Linked DNA regions of Homo sapiens: regions 2 and 3 are each linked to region 1. The links are chromatin loops, found by intact Hi-C in ENCODE. Cell type or tissue: PC-3. All regions are shown on one strand. Region 1 overlaps EPHA1-AS1 (EPHA1 antisense RNA 1). Region 2 overlaps EPHA1-AS1 (EPHA1 antisense RNA 1). Region 3 has its middle 19 kb from the start of OR9A2.

Region 1 (2,500 bases):
TACAGAATCCAAAGGCCACTAAATACCCATTCCATTAACTCCTAGTGCTTCTCAAAAACAAACAAGAACTTTCTAAGCAAACACTCAGTACGGTGGGTATCAGGTTTTAATTTTGGTCTAATATTTAGTACTTCCCCAGAACTGTTGAAACAAAGAAGAAAGGAAGGAAGAAAGGAAGAGAGGGAGGGAGGGGAAAAGCTTCAGTCACTTCTTAATTGAGGCTCTGTTCAGACAACACAGCAGCTTCAGTGTAAGAAGACTTAATCAGAGCCAGGTGCGGTGGCTCACACCTGTAATCCCAGCACTTTGGGAGGCCGAGGCGGGCGGATCACCTGAGGTCGGCAGTTCATAGACCAGCCTGACCAGACCAGCCTGACCAACATAGAGAAACCCTGTCTCTACTAAAAATACAAAAAGGTAGCCAGGCATGGTGGCACATGCCTGTAATCCCAGCTACTTGGGAGGCTGAGGCAGGAGAATTGCTTGAACCTGGGAGGCGGAGGTTTCGGTGAGCCGAGACGGTGCCATTGCACTTCAGCCTGGGCAACAAGAGTGAAACTCCGTCTCAAAAAAAAAAAAAAAAAAGGATTGCTTAAAGCCAGGAGTTCAAGACCAGTCTGCCAACATAGTGAGAGCTCATCTCTTCAGAAAAAAAAAAGTTAGAGTGTAAGCATCTCTCTCTAGCTTACAACCTAACAGACACACTACAAACAGTGGGCACCATTTTTTTCCCAGCCAGCGCCTCCTAGGTGACTTGGTTTCTGGTTTTTTCATATGTATCCAAAGCAGAAAGCCCAAAAGTGAGGCAACATGGTGGCACACCCCACCCTCCCTTCCTCACCTGGTCAAAAGTCTATCATTACTGTGATGACTAGGTCAAGTTAAGAAAGCTACTTCCTAGCCTAAGGGCCTACCATCTTTATAATAGTAGGAATATATAAAAATCGCTGTCACTTTCATATCATGTTGATAAATATTCCCATGGTATTCTAAGATTTTATAAACAGAAATTATCTGTGGCTCTCACACCCAGAATTTGAAGATATAGGTGCAATTACCAAATTTTCCCACTAGGTGGCTCTCATAGTTTATGACCCATGGCCTGGATCGCCTAAACTCAGGGATAGATTTGGAAATGTGTACATTAATTTCTTAACAGAGGTGGTTGTTATCTATATGTTCAAATGTGTCTGTGTCTGGGTAAGTAGATTTATAATACTTTCAAACTAGAACTTGTTAGAAAAAGATATAAATTACCCTATTACGATCCCTTTATAAATAACTTCTTCAAAGCAAAATGTAAAAGAAATCCAATCTGTGCCCAATTAAGAGGTCCCATACTTATCAAATACTTCTTTTACAAGACAACAATATAATATTACCTCCTGACAACAGAACCAGTAACTTCAAATAGTAAGCATGGGTTATGCCGATCTTCTTCCCAACCCTCTGTAGAAGTTACAAGAACTCCTAGCCTAGCTAGAAATAAAACTGAATGTTTTTCAAATAAATTATGCTTGCTTAATGCAGAAGACAGAGCTGATAGTTTATTTCAGCCCTCTCTTCTCGCAGGCTAGCTAAATTAAAATGGACTTCAAGACATGGCTGATTTATCACTTTCTCTTTCCCTCCTGAGCTCCAACCAGTACACTTTTTGACAAGGACCAAGCTATCGCTGTGCTCCCGGGGGATTCCAGTATTTAACACTTGTCTCAACCTGTTCTTATTAAATTTCTGTCATGCCCCAGTTCACTGAGACACATTTGTTCTCTTCCTTTCCCTCCCTCACTTCTACCAGCCCAAGCATTAAGGCAGCGTATTAACTTCTCAGGTTAGCAACACTATCTTCTCAGGCAGTCAAGCAAACAAGTTCAGGTGGAAACACAATGATTTCTCATGAGACGCGCACAAATATCATCGTAAGATATTTGAGTCACAGCCACTTCACATGACTAACCCCTCCACATTTTCATTTCATGACTCAAGAAATCAAATGAAATATTAGAACAATTGGGAATGGTTTTATTTGTACTTTGGTATGAGATATGTGCGGAATGGGGGTAAGGAAGGTATTGAGATAAAGGCTTGTATCTGAATACACACTTGGATATAATGCACAACCCTGTGTGAATTCCCGTTTGACTCCCTTTTTCTCTCCCAACAGCTCCAGAAACGAGCCCATCTCACTCCCTGTGGCTGCTACCATCCACCCTTCAACTTCAGCTTCCCCTTCCACGTGTCCCATCACTAGAATGCAATGCAGGTTCACAGCTTGTCAACTACCTTCTTGTCTCTAAAACAAAGAGAATGATTTAGAGGATGTTAATACTGCAGAGATACATTTAAAAAAAATCAGCACAGGGAGAATTGCCATATGTCCTGAAAATGTTAGAGTGGTATTTATTTTATTTTCATATTGCATCATAATGTAAATGGGTCGAAAGTGATCTCTCTTAGCATCTTTTTTTTTTTTTTTTGAGATGGAGTTTTGCTCGTTGCC
Region 2 (2,500 bases), 74 kb before region 1:
TACCTTCCACTGGACCAGGCGCTGAACAGTGCTCAGTACATGTTTACCAAGGTGAGAAAAGTGGAATAAAATTCTCTGTCCCAAAAAGCTAAGAACGAGGCCATCTATCAATAAAAATAGTTTTTCATCATCTAAAAACATCACCAAAATGTATTGGAATAAAATAGTACTAAGTTCACACTGTGTGCAGAGCATGTACTACCTACTCACTGAGTACAGGTGAACCCTCTACTTTGATTCTTCACTATATTTAACAGGGTCTCTGTAATTAGGTGGTTTAAGCAATATAATGCATTTCAAGGGGCTTTATGACCCACATTCTGAAAACTTTCTGACGTTTATAGCACATATTCTATTGTTTCTTGTCCCCATGGCACTGGGTAGACTTTACCTCTGTAATTTGGACTTGTTGAGCATAGTAACAGCCACTTACGTTTACTTATACTTTACAAAGCACATTCATATTCATTTGTTCATCTGATCTTACTTAAAATGTTGTGAGATAAGCATTATTATTATTCATGCATTTCAAATGAAGAAACTGAGGCTCATAGAGGTCTAGTAAGTTGCACATAGCAGACTAATGGAAGAGGCAAACTCAAACTCAGACCCCTTGACTTATTTAAAGCTTTACCCCCACACCACATGTCTTTCTCTTCAAGGATAGATGGCTGTCCTGAGCTTCCCATCTGAGGTTCCTCAGGTGCCTCCCTTCCTAGACTACAGCTTTTCAGAACTCCTTCCCACCCTTCACTCATGGGCTTGGGTAGAGCTAGATGTGCAGGGCAGCCCTGACCCTTGTTCCAGCTTAGTCTCCAGGTAGATCTGAGACCTGGGCAAATCACCGTAGCCCTATTCCTTGGTTTCCTTGTTTATAAAATGAAAGGAATGAAACACTTAGCCCCTATATTTCTTTTCATTTTAAACAGTTGTGGTTACCTTCTGGAGGGTATCTCAATCCTTGAGGCCAACTCTGAAGGTGAAGATTCTGTCTATAGTAACAAGCAGCATACTGATCATAGTAGATCAGCATTGATCTACTTCTGCTGATACAAGGGAACCATCTCCCTAGGGCAGCAGTCAAAATTCCAGCCCCTGGCTCTGACCCTAGAACCTGATCTCCAACCTTGAGAACCCAAGGCCAGTTTCTATTCTTAGCAGTTTCTACAGTGACACCTTCTGGCCACTGCAGGACCAGGGCTGAATGGAGACAAGATGCCAGCTCCATCCAGGTCCTCTCTGCTCTCTCCCTCCACCAATGTTTCCAGCCAGAAGAAACATAAATTGAATTATGCATTTCAGCTTTCTTGCATTTTATTCTGTGGTTCTGCTCTCATTTTCTTAATGCAGATGTATGGCATTTGTCCTCTGGCTGTAGTGGCTTGCACAAACATGCTCTCATTAGATTCTCAGATTTGACCAAAATCCATTTTTAAAAATTTATTATTTGATCCTCTGGCACTGCTGATTTTCTAAACACAAATCCCTAACATTGAAAGGTGGAATTTCCTAGAGGTTGGTTGAAAGCATAGTGCCTGATATACTCAATAATGTTTTAATAAATGAATCAGTTTGTTAATTAAATTTTTTAAGAGCAGGAAATACATCTGGAGATTATATTTATATTAAGAAAAAGTGATGGCACTTAATTTTATTTTTCAAGAGGACCAGTCAGCATGGTAGAAGGGAGATGAACTGGTACAACCTTGGCTGACAAGGGAGAATTCACTCTGTTTGAAAAGATTCTGTGGGTTTCTATCACCTCATACTCAGTAGTAATACATGAGTATCATTGGTTTTCGAACGCTTGCATCACAACATTACTTTGTTAATCATTTGTTTAAACATCTAAATAAATGCCTGAAACTCACTATATAAATTGCATGTTATTAAGGAGTAAGGCATAACTACTGTCATAATTTAATTACAAAGCTCCAAATTTAATTAGCCAAATACTAACCTTGTTCTTCTCCTTCATAGCACTTAGCACAATTATACTTAATTAATTATTTGTAATTATTGATGTAATCTCTGTGTCCCTAGATAAATTATAAGAATCAAGAAAGCAAGGGCCCGTGTTTCTATCTTTCTTACTTACCAGCAGGTAACCAATGCCTGGCACAGACCCTGGCACACCAGCAGGGGATTAGTAGATATTGGTTTCAAGGACTTCAGCTTTATCTGGACTTGTGGGAGAAATGAAAAGGATGTGAGAGGATTCCTGTCTGGACTTAGTGGACCCTAGAAGAAGCAGGAAGAGCAGCTCAATCCAGAGTTAAGAAATGAGCTGAGAAATCCTAGGACATGCCTACAGTTCTCAAGTGTCTGATTACAATACTTTACCCACTGCTTCCCCACAGTGAAGAATCCTTCCTTTCTTTCATATCTTCCACATTCCTTCCCTCCTTTTCCATTTTCCTATTGTCTTTCCTTAGTTTTTCTTTGCTTCTTTCATCCTTTCTTCTCTATCATTCCTTCTACATTGATAGATTACCTCCTA
Region 3 (2,500 bases), 410 kb after region 1:
TGTCTTTCTGTGTCTTGGTTGTTTCACTTAAGATAATGACCTCCAGTTTCATCCATCACACACATTATTTATAATACAATAGCCTTGCTAAGAAAAGGTTATTATCTCCACTTTACAGGTGAAGAGCGTGAGGGCCACAGAGGTTAAGAAACATCTTGAAAGTGACAGAAATTGTATTTCAACTTGGTTCTAGCTGATGCCAAAGAGCTACCCTGAGGTTTCCCAGCCACTATTGTGAGGTGCTCACAAACCACTGCCAATGCGCTGACTAAATAATACTGGCTACATTCAAGCGTATGCAGCTGATGCTCTTACAAAGAAAATGCCCACCCATTGAAGAGTATTGCTGATTTTGCAATTTTTGTATTGCATGAATTTTCTCAACGAAGGGATAAAAAGGATCCATTTAATAACTTTTAGCGTCAAGTGGGGGATTCTCACAATTTGTTAGGGGAATTCTGCCGCTGAAGGAGTTTGGTAGCCACCGTGTGCTGCCTTTCCCAAGCCAGCCATGTTCTGCAGCCTGTGTAATCTCCAGGCCAATAGCATGCACAAAGTACTCAGTTCAAGGACCTCGACCGTGTGCAAAAGGCATTGTGCACTGCCTGCAGATGTGTGACTATGAGGCGCTCAGAGGAACACACTGCAGAACGAATGAGGTGAAGGAGAGACTAATGGGCTGAGCCTGGGGTATTAAACTGGATCTATATGAGAGGAAGCCACCGTCTTCCGTGGATGCTGCTAATTACAGCGACGAGATTATATGAAATGATTTTTGCTTGAGATAGTTTCTGCTATCATTGTATTTTTCTCATTTTCCAAGTTAATTAATTTTTATTAACAGTTTGTTGTTACCGCCTACCTTCCAAAGAATCAGGACCCAGAGAGGCCACGATGCCAAGTGTCAGAGGCGTGTGCGGTCTCAGAGGTGTGGATTCAGCTCCACCTGGTGGCAGCTCTACGTAGTGCAGCGGAGGTACCGGGGCGCTCAGGCCTCCGACTGCAAAGCCTGTTCCCCGGAGGATGAAGGGAGAAAGGGGGCAGAGCCTGTGCTTATTGCCAGAGTGAGGGGGAGAGTAAAAAACACAAAAGATCGAAAATATCGGGGACAATTTTTTGAAAACTTGAAACAAAAATAAGAGACATTCTGAAGCAAATCAAATTTTAAAAAATGGTTTGAGGGAGACCCACGAACCAAGACACTCACTGAGAATAATAGCAGAATGATTTCCATGAATAGGGAAACACAATTTAACTATTTTTTTTTTTTGAGACGAAGTTTCGCTCTCGTTGCTCAGGCTGGAGTGCAGTGGCGCGATCTTGGCTCACTGCAACCTCCGCCTCCCGGGTTTAAGCTATTCTCCTGCCTCCGACTTCTGAGTAGCTGGGATTACAGGCAACTGCCAATAGGCCCTGTTAATTTTTTTTATTTTAGTAGAGATGGGGTTTCGCCATGTTGGCCAGGCTGGTCTCGAACTCCTGACCTCAGGTCATCCACCCGCCTCGGCCTCCCAAAGTGCTGGGATTACTGGCGTGAGCCACCGCTCCTGGCCAATTTAACTAATTTTTAAAAGTTTGATAGAACTATGATCTTAAGAAGAAAGGTTAATTGAAAGGGATTCAATGCTGTGTTGATTCCCTCCAGAAGAGCCTGGGGCAGAGGTTGGTGAAATGGTTAAAACTGTAAACCCATGTTGCTATGTCTGGGAAAATCCTGTTCTCAGGTACGCATTTAACTGGGATGTTACCAACACATTTACTGTCTCCTTGGGGATTACAGAAGGCACACATTATACTGTTTTTACTGAATATATTGAATGCTACCAATAATATAACCAGTCCATGGAGCACATGCCATGAAGTAGGTCTGTCAGAGAGATATTACCTGCCTTGTCCTCACCAAACCATGTAAATTAAATACTCTGTCCCACGTTAAGGATAAGGAAAACAGGGATTCAGAGATGTCAGGTAACTTGCCCGAGTTCTCCTAACTACACAAACGCCAAGAGGAGATTCAAATTCAGGTCCCTAATTCCAGATCCTGTTCTTTCAATTCTATCATGGTGCTTTTCTTTGAACCACATGCATTTGAAATTTGATTTTAAAGTTGGTTTTAAATTGATTTGTCAAATTATTAATAAATTCATATGGCATAAAGTTCAAAAAGTACACAAGTATAGGACCACGTGAAAACAAATAACATGAAAAGCAATCTCTTTCCCAGCCATCCAATCTCACTTCCCCGTGGCAGCTGTGTTTTCAGAGCCTTGTATATCTTTCCAGGGTATGTGACCATGTGTAGGATTAAGAAATGTCAGCATCAAAATGATTGAGTCTCCAACATTATATAAAATTTTATTTGTATAACTAAGGCAAAAAGTCACAATAAGAGGTTAATTGACTTGAACATCAAAATTAAAACAACTTAGCTTGCTCCAACAGAAATTTAAATTCAGTCAAAAGCTAAGCACAGAGGAGTTTCAAAATAAAATGAGTTAAT

The links. Hi-C counts contacts between places; a loop is a spot of excess contacts. Peaks named below come from ENCODE experiments on the same cell type or tissue, not always from the same donor. Only the 100,000 strongest peaks of a DNase experiment are listed, where the experiment ranks them.
Region 2: it touches region 1 in a loop (2.8-fold over the local background); 5 of 110 quality-filtered maps call a loop at or near these places.
Region 3: it touches region 1 in a loop (4-fold over the local background); 13 of 110 quality-filtered maps call a loop at or near these places.

Annotation. Positions count from the first base shown.
Region 1 is chr7:143,415,330-143,417,829 of GRCh38, reverse strand. The region is part of intron 2 of EPHA1-AS1 (EPHA1 antisense RNA 1); the gene reads right to left. Among named protein-coding and RNA genes, the nearest start is that of EPHA1, 7.7 kb to the right of the region's middle. In PC-3, a CTCF peak has its summit at 1,079 (motif pointing right); DNase peaks (open chromatin) are centred at 1,089 and 1,919; H3K4me3 peaks cover 1,273 bases; H3K27ac peaks cover 1,407 bases.
Region 2 is chr7:143,489,577-143,492,076 of GRCh38, reverse strand. The region is part of intron 2 of EPHA1-AS1 (EPHA1 antisense RNA 1); the gene reads right to left. Among named protein-coding and RNA genes, the nearest start is that of TAS2R41, 13 kb to the right of the region's middle. RefSeq lists a silencer at 1-101. In PC-3, a CTCF peak has its summit at 1,188 (motif pointing left); no DNase peak of the experiment used is centred here.
Region 3 is chr7:143,006,551-143,009,050 of GRCh38, reverse strand. No RefSeq gene overlaps it. Among named protein-coding and RNA genes, the nearest start is that of OR9A2, 19 kb to the left of the region's middle. In PC-3, a CTCF peak has its summit at 945 (motif pointing left); a DNase peak (open chromatin) is centred at 940; H3K27me3 peaks cover 941 bases.